2 separate regions of the Mus musculus genome follow, and region 2 is linked to region 1. A link is a loop called in an ENCODE intact Hi-C map of the cell type or tissue named here. Cell type or tissue: heart. All regions are shown on one strand. Links, peaks and the distances in the headings refer to the core of each region. The heading gives the core; the rest is flanking DNA. Region 1 overlaps Pdzd11 (PDZ domain containing 11). Region 2 holds the start of Igbp1 (immunoglobulin (CD79A) binding protein 1).

What was found. Hi-C counts contacts between places; a loop is a spot of excess contacts. Peaks named below come from ENCODE experiments on the same cell type or tissue, not always from the same donor. Only the 100,000 strongest peaks of a DNase experiment are listed, where the experiment ranks them.
Region 2: it touches region 1 in a loop (2.5-fold over the local background); 1 of 42 quality-filtered maps calls a loop at or near these places.

What each region holds. Positions count from the first base shown.
Region 1 is chrX:100,619,211-100,623,605 of GRCm38, reverse strand. Pdzd11 (PDZ domain containing 11) reads left to right here. Exons shown (of 7, transcript NM_001356384.1): 6 at 1-23; 7 at 179-735. The coding sequence ends at 213. Among named protein-coding and RNA genes, the nearest start is that of Pdzd11, 4.5 kb to the left of the region's middle. In heart, for the core only: a CTCF peak has its summit at 2,060 (motif pointing left); no DNase peak of the experiment used is centred there.
Region 2 is chrX:100,492,533-100,496,927 of GRCm38, reverse strand. Igbp1 (immunoglobulin (CD79A) binding protein 1) reads right to left here and starts at 2,637. Exons shown (of 6, transcript NM_008784.3): 1 at 2,372-2,637; 2 at 1,730-2,023. The coding sequence starts at 2,562. It also overlaps a transcript of Awat2 not described here. In heart, for the core only: a CTCF peak has its summit at 2,591 (motif pointing left); a DNase peak (open chromatin) is centred at 2,717; H3K4me3 peaks cover 2,128 bases; H3K27ac peaks cover 1,087 bases.

The sequences.
Region 1 (4,395 bases), core at 263-4,262:
GCGTGTGCGCTTCTTTCCCTACAGTAAGGCACTTTCTTTTTTTCTTTTTCTTTTTTCTTTTTTTACTTATATGGCAGGGCTCTAGGTAAGTAGAAGTCTTTGAAATATGGATAATGGCAAGCCCCAGAAGTTGAGAACTCATCCTGAAAATCATGTGCTGTGTTCTTTCTTACCCCAGATTATCATCGCCAAAAGGAACGGACTGTGCACTAGAGACTTGCAGCCCACAGCCTTCCGTGTGGGATCTGCCAGGACAAGCTGGCTAGACCTCTGAGAAGTTGGAGAAGTCAGGAAATTGTACTCTCCACACCGTCCTGGTTTAGTGGATGGGGAGGATGGGGTGACGGCTTACCAGCTGTATTATGTACTGTACTGTACTAGGAGTTCCCTAGTTTGCTAGGTGAGTTTCATTCTGGAAAAGGAGAAAGATAGTGATGTCTAGATGCCTGTAGCCTGTGGGGAAAAGCCAACTAGAAAACAACTGGCGTTTATCAGGTACCTTAGATTGGTCACTTATACAGCTAATTTTATTCGTAGAAATCAGTAGAAAAAAAAAGTCTTGGGAACCTTCCATCTGATTTGCCTGGCCATGCCATCCAGTCCTTGTACATATATACCTTGGAGTCCCATACACTTAGGAAACTCCAAGGAGACACGTCCTGCTCATCCCCGCCCCCACCCAAAGTAAAAACACAATACTGAATAAACGTGGCTTGAGTGATACTACTGCTTGAATATAAAATGCCATTGAGGAAAACAAATACATCAATCAAACACTGGGAGAAACAGCAACGTCATACTTACTTTACATCTCTATCAGGCCAGAATACTTGGGAGCTTAAAAAACACTAGCCATCGAATACCCGAGGGAGCTGGGCAGTGGTGGCGCACGCCTTTAATCCCAAGGGAGGCAGAGGCAGGCGGATTTCTGAGTCTGGGCCAGCCTGGTCTACACAGAGCAACCCTGTCTCTCAATACTAAGGGATCCCTAGAGTCAAGGGCTCTGGGTAAAACTGCCCCTTCCCCAGGAGTGTTCGACTTGGTGCTGTAGGGGTTGGTGTTGATATATTTTTCCCACATTCTCTGATCTGGAACTTAAGCCAAGGAAGTGGCATAGATTATTCCTTTTCACAGATAGCAGTAGGAAAGTGGTTTCCCACTTGTAGTTAGTGGGAATTACCAACTTCCTCCTTTTTCTGACCCTACCCCCAAATAGCTTTCCTTTGTCCTAGTGACTGAACATTACATATCTTACACAGATCATGACGGTGTCGTCTCCATTGAATGACATTAAAATACCCAGTCATAATTGAAAGGTTTTTTTTCTCTGGAGGAGGTGCTGCTACAGTGAAAGCCCAACATTTGACTTAAAAAGAATCCTAGGGAGAGCAGAGCCATCGAGGGGACTCTCTGGGCTGAAAGGATGCCTTCTTCCAAGGCTGACAATCTGAGTTTGATCTCCAAGACCCACATGGTGGAAGGAGAGAACCGGCTCCCAAAGTTGTCTATTCTTCGCCTGCAGGGAGTGGCAAGCAAACACGTGCAAGAATCCTGGAGCTGGACAGAATCTCCTACCTTCCTCTGGAGAGTGATTCTTTTCATTTGAGAGAGAACCCAGGAATTTACCTTATTTATTTATTTACTTACTTACTTATTTGGGATTTTGGTTTTGGTTTTGCTTGGTTTTGTTTTGTTTTGTTTTGAAGCAGGTTTTCTCTGTGTAGCTTTGGCTGGTTTGGAACTCACTCTGTAGACCCTCTTGAACTCACAGAGATCATTTGCCTCTGCCTCCTGAGTACTGGGATCAAAAGTGTGAATCACCGCTCCCACCCCCACCCAGGCTGGAATCTACTCTTTTAAATAAGCAAGATAACATTTCAACTGGCTGAAATGTGGGAACTGGCTCTTCCCATGAGTCCTACCTCAGCTGTACTAAAGGCATGACTAGAGACTCAGTTCTATGACATTGTTGGTGCTGAACCTTCTGAGCAGAGCTGGAGGTAAAATTAGCTTAAGTCTTCCTAGGAATTCTATACTTCTATTTGCTCTGCTGACCCCCAGTGGCCATCAGGGAGAGAAAAGCTTGGCTATTTCCACAAAACTAATCGCTGTGTCTGCTGAACGTTAAAGTCCTATTTCCATAGTTATTAAGTTACCAGTTCTTTTTTTCCTGAGGTAGGTTCTTGGTACATACTTCAAGCTGGCCTTGGACTTGTGGTCTTCCTGCTTCAGCTTCTGAAGTTCAGAGGATACAGGTGCATATAGACCCCAGCTGTGGGTAGCAGGATTGATTTTATTTATTTTTATTTTTTTTTTTTGTATGTGAAGGTCCAAAGTTGACATTGGTCATCTTTCTTCACTTTTCATCTTATTTCTGAAGACTGGATCTCTCACTGAACCTGAATCTCTTATTTGGCCAGGTTGTCTGGCAAGGAGGCCTCAGGGTTCCTCCTCTCTCTACCTTCCCAGTGCTGGAATTACAGGTGTGAGCTACCACATTCACAATTCCTTTTTTTTTTTAATATAATCTCTGTTTTGTAGCTCTGCCTCTTCCTGGAACTTGCTAGGTAGACCAGGCTGGCCTTGATCTCAGATCCACTTGCTTCTGCTGGGATTAAAGGTGTGTGTCACCATGACAGGCACCCAGCATTTTAACTACACTATGGGATTCAAACTCATGTTCTCATGGTTGTGTAATGTTGACATCTCTGTAGCCTCCAGTTGAGATTTTTTTCCCTTATCATAATTTATTAATTCAGCAGTCATTCTTTTAGCAGCACTTAAAAGTTCTACACCCTATCTGAGGTCCAGGGAACATTGCAGAAAAAGTTCAGGGGTGGAAATAATAGAGCCAGAGGATAAGGAGGAAAACTACCTTTCATCTTCTCCATATGACATAGCCACTGTAGTCACAAACACACCAGGCTGCGGTTCCCTGCACAAGACCTTGGAGATTCATAATGCTGAGCTAGAAAGAGACCCACAGAAGTTTCTTGTAAAGATCTTGCTCTAGGAAAGCAGTTATCAACCTGTGGGTCAAGACCTGTTTGGGGAAGCCTTAACGACCTTTTCAACGGGGTCGCCTGAGACCATCTGCATATCAGATATTTACATTGTGATTCAAAACAGCAAAATTACAGTTATGAAGTAGCAACAAAAATAGTTTTATGGTTTGGGGTCACCACAACATGAGGAACTGTATTAAGGGGGTTGCAGCATTCAGATGAGGTTCACAGGTATTCATTCTTTTCATTTTACTAATATGGTTCTTGTTTTGAATAATAAAAATTCTTCAAGACCTAGTAGAGTGACACACTGAGTTGGATTTCAGATTAAATATTATTTAATAATTCAGGTGGCTTGCAGCCTAAGAAACTGGGAAAGGAGATCCAACAATTCCCGGTTAATAGCTTTTAAGACAATATGGGCCAATGACTTGGCTTAGTAAGCTAAGGTACTTAGTGCCAGGCCTGATGCCCTGAGCTAGATCCCCATGATAGGAAAACAGACTTCTGTAGGACATCCTCCCACACACAGCCACATGTATGCCATGGCACATGTGTTCATATACATGCTCACATAGTAAGTAAATAATAAACACAAAAAGCAACTTATCTGAGAAGTGTAGTCAATATGGTCAAAAGTTCCAGCCATGGAGACTGGAGAGATCCCTCAGCAGTTAAAAGCACTGATGGCTCTCCCAGAGAACACAGGTTCAATTCCCAGCACCTACATGGTGACTCAAAACCATCAGTAACTGCAGTTCTAGGGGATCTCTATGCAGACACCAGGTATGTATGTGGTGCACATACAGATAAGCAGGTACATACACCATTTTTCAAATTTATTTTGGGGATCATGATTATATCATTTCTTCCCCCCACCCTATTCTTCTAAACCTTTCCATATATCTCTCCTTGACCTCTTTCAAATTTGTGGCCTTTTCTATATTCTTTGATTAATTTCTTTCATCGATTGTTATTGTGTATATCTTTAGGGTACCTCATTCAATATGATCGTTTCTAGTTCCATCCATTTATCTGCAAAGTACTTGATTTTATTTTTCTTTACAGCTGACTAATACTATATAGCGTATATGTTTCAGTATCATTCCTCAGTTGAGAGTATTGAGGTTATCTCCATATCCTAGCTATTTTGAAATCAACAGCAATGAACGTGGTTGAGCGGGTATCTTCAGGGTAGGATGCCAGGTCCTCTGAGCATATGCCAATAAACAGTATAGCTGGGTCATATGGTTGCTTTATTTTTAGCCTCTTGAGAATTCTCCATGCTAATTTCCAGAGTGGCTGCATCAGTTTGCAATTCTACCAACAAGGAATGAGAGAGTTCCCTTTTCCCTGCCCTCCAGCATTTGCTGAGTGTTGGTCTTTTGCC
Region 2 (4,395 bases), core at 333-4,332, 130 kb after region 1:
TCAGAATCAAAGCTTCATGATAATACTGACCTTGGCTAGTTTTTAAACATCTAGACCAGTTCCTGGCATTCGTGAAGGGCTTAGTAGGTATTTGTTGAATAAACTTATTCTCCAGTCTCTATAGTCCAAGTCTTACCTCTGAGCTTTAGGGTATCAGACATCTGTACTTAGATATCTTGTAGGTTACCTCAGGTTCAACATGGCTCAGTCCTGGATTTATGCTCTCCCCTATCCCAATTCATGTTTATAACTTAAATATATTTTTATTAACTATTTCAGAATTTCATACATACTGTGTACAGTGTTTTGGTCATATTTACCTGCAACTTCTTCCAGATCAAACCAAGCCTTCCCATCTCCTTGTCATTTTGTTTCTTTATAACCCAATCTGTGCTGTCTATCTACTCATGGGTGCTGGGCCAATGTATGCTTCCTAATCATATTAAATAGTTACCACTGTTATTTAATTTCACCTAAGACTGAACCTGAGGCTTAGATAGATTAAATATCTTCCTTACTCAAAGTCCAATGCTTTATAAGGAAAGCTGAAACTCAAACCCAGAGCCCTGCTTCTGCCATCTTACTTTTAGCTAGATATATAACTACACTTGACCTTGACTGAGCTGTGCTAAGAGTTTATGTATTTCTCCGATAATCCTTCATAAAAATACTCTGTGAAGGAGGACTTGCTATCTCCATTTTACACCTTGGGGAAATAAGTAACCTACCCTCAAATCACAGAGTACCTAACGATGGACCTGGGATTTGAACATCTTCTTAAGCTTGCTGTTCTGATGTGAACCCTACAGCACTCTCCCTCCTTATTCCTTCTGCCTTCTTCCACCTTTTGGCTCCAGCCTTATTTTATTGCTTGGGAGGGGGCACTGTTCTCCGCCCATACAGCTCCCTCCCAGCTGTTTATTTAAGGCCTCTGTGGCTTTACCAACGCTATTGCTCTGACGGGCGAATGCCATCCTCTCCTCTTCCCCAGCCTCACACTCCTAGTCCCCTTAAGCACCCCCTTTCCTGAGAAGCCTAGTCTTCCCACAGGTCCCCTCTCTGCCTGTGGGTGCCCCTGACTGCTTCCACCGTACTCCACACCTCTCCCTTCACAACATTTTATACTGCCATGCTGTTTCTACGCTACTTTTCCCCACAGAGCACAAAGATCACCCACATTCATACAAACACCCAATCAGTTCGTATCCCCAGTGCCTAACTTTGTTCTTAAGACACTGGGCATTCACGGAATTTTCTAAGGTTAAATCAAGGTTAACATGATGCTGTACCAGGGCTATGATTAATTCAGGATGCTAGACATCCCAGCCTGTATGCATTCTGAACAGAATTGCTCAGTAAATAGTTCAAGATATTGTGTACTTTTGAAATATTTACCCCATACAAACAGCATTATGCAGTGACATGGAAAAGGTTGTGGTATACTTTGATCAACCTAATGGTTAGAATAACACTGCTACTAGTGATGACCCTAAGGTGTGTGTTGAGGGGCTGGGGGGGTGGTCCTGAAGTTTTAGCACAACCCCCTCAACAATGGCACAAAGGCTTGTTAAGATTCAGGAAAGTTTGCTTTCACCAGGGTCTATGTTCATTAAGAACCAAGAAAATAAAATACACTATTCTGTAGTACACACACACACACACACACACACACACCACACAAACACATGCACCCCCAACTACAGCCCTCAAATTACAGCCATTGACCCACCTCTCTATTTTAGCCTGTCTTTGAGATGCCATAGCAACGAGATTTGGATAGGCCATGGAGGAGCTAGCAGTATTATTTTCAGCTGAGTTAGTCTTGGTTTGGGGTAGCTGAAACTCTGCCACATGATAGCAATGACACTGAGTTAAGAAATGTACGAAGTGTTCTCGAGCCCGCTGCAAATGATCTAGACGCTTGCTGGGGTTGACTTGTTTCATGGTGAGGGCTCCTTGCAACGCTGGCACCATCAGGTACTTCAGGTCGGTGGAAGCAATCTCTTCCAGATCTTCATTTCGGCTGCAAAGAGCAAAGAGGAGGCCGTGAAGCCTGGTTGAGCATTAAGCCGTGGCCCCTGCTTCTAGGGAAGAATAGGGCTGGGAGAGAGTGGTGCAAAGACATTGGCCAGATTAAAAAGAAAGTGGCTGAGCTTGCATACCCAAGGACCAGGCAGTCAGCCGTACACGAGGGAGCATTGTTCTGGGATATTAAGCATCTCAGAAGAAAAGTGGAGAATGGAAAGAATGTACACGGGTGAACAAGTAGGAACCGCGCGGTTTTAGCCTTAAAGGTCCTTTCCACCCAAGTGCAATGGCTCTGCCCTTGCTAGCCATTCCTTCTCTGCGGTTCCTGCCCTCTCCCCCGTACCTGAACAAATCAAGCTGCGATAACATTCCAGCAGCCTTCTCAAGGAGTTCTAGTCCTTTGGACACCTTATCCTGGATTGTTCGGGAGCCGGTGGGTTCAGTTGCTACTTCCACGTCCTCCAGAAGTTTTTTGCTTGTTTCAAAGAGCTCCGGAAGCCGCGGCAGCAGTAACTCGTCTTCAGACGCTGCCATCTTGTGGAAAGAAAGAAACCCGGAAGAATTTCTACCGAAGTCAAAGGTAAACTCCATAAAGACGAGCCCTAAAGCTCTCACGACACAGGAAGCAGTAGTGCATTGGCCAGCGACTTGTTACCAAAGCTTCCCAAATGACTTCTGGGAATCGCAGTTTTCTGGCCCTGGCAACCGTTTCCAGGGACTCATTTTCAGCCAGCCGCTTGTTTTAAAGTCGTCTGTGCTGTTTTACTAAAGATGGGCTCCACGTGGCCAGAAGTGGACTTGCAAGTTCCTAGTACTCTGAGGCACAGGAGTGGCGGGGCTGATTTCCAAACTCCAGCCAGCGTGAGTAGGCGAACGTGTTCCATGCTTGGAGAACCACGAGCCTGCTATGCCAGAGAAGTCAAGTCGTTCCCCCAAGGAAAGTCCTGCTAGTCAGCGGCCACTCTCTCGGTTTCCGGGTCTGCTTACCCTAGAGGACGTGAAGTTGTAAGTCGCGCTCTCGATCAATGCCCACCCACCGCGCCACAACCTTCTGTCCCCTATACACTCGAACACCCTTTGAGCCAGCACCCTGTGAAACCTTTCTCTTTGATCAGGAACATTTGAAAACTTGCAACTCCTATCTACCAACAGCCGGCTGCCTTCCTTTCTTGGAACTTTCTTTCCAGGTCACACTTCTATGCAGTCTTTGGTTCTCTCCCCATATACTGTGCCTTTCACCTCGCCGTTCGGATTTCTTCTGTGCACGCATACAGCACGGACCACACTGCATTAATAGCTAGTGTTTTATAAAATCTCCCTTCCAGAATGATTATGAGCCATCTTAGCACCTCCTCTGGCTATCCTTCATACTGAAGTTACCCAGAGTCATGATATATAAATAGAAAAATAAAGCGATCTCTTTGGAAATCAGCTCAGCTTTGCAGATACTAGATGGCTGGCTACCTAGTGCTCAGGTGTGCTTATCTTAAATTTAGATGTGTTGTAAAAGTAAATTACAGGTCAGATTTTGATTATATAATCAAAACATGTAAAAATATCTCAACGCTTTGACTATATGTTGAATGATAATATTTTTGAGACAGGGTCTTTTGTAATCCAGTCTGGCTTTGAAGCGCGATGGCCTTTACCTTCCAATCCCATGTGCAGGGATTACAAGAGCGTGTCACCACATTTGGTTCCTAGGGATTGAACTCAGGGCTTTGTGCATTCTACACAAGCGCTCTACCAGTTGAACCACACACACCCAATAATAGTATTTTAGTATATTCAGTTATGCGTTCTTAAATTTTCTTTGTTTTTAAAAATAGATGCCAACTATTTTTTTTGTTATTATTTTTTTGTTGTTGTTTTGAAACAAGTTCTCAAACTTGCTATGTAGGTAAGGATGATATTGAACTTGAGATCCATGGTTTCTACCTCCTGAGTGATGGTTACACCTGCAAAGTAGTACAGTCATACACGTGGTTTATGCTGGGGATTGAACATAGAGCCAGCCTTGTGCTACCTACACAGAACTCTACCAACTGAGTTACATTCCTGGTCCAATCTGCAAGAAAAGTTGAAGCAAACGTATTTAAAATGTATTATTAGTTATTGGATTGTGCCTGGGTTGTATGCGTATTTGGGCACACATGCCATGGCACACATGTTGAGGTTAGGGAACAGCCCTATAGAGTCAGTTCTCTCTTTTCATCTTTATGTGGACTCTAGGAATCGAATTTAGGTTACCAGGTTTGTGCATCAAGTGCCTGTACTTGCCATCTGGCTTGTACTGGCTGGTTTTGTGTGTCAACTTGACACTAGTTGGAGTTATCACGGAGAAAGGAGCTTCAGGTGAGGAAATGC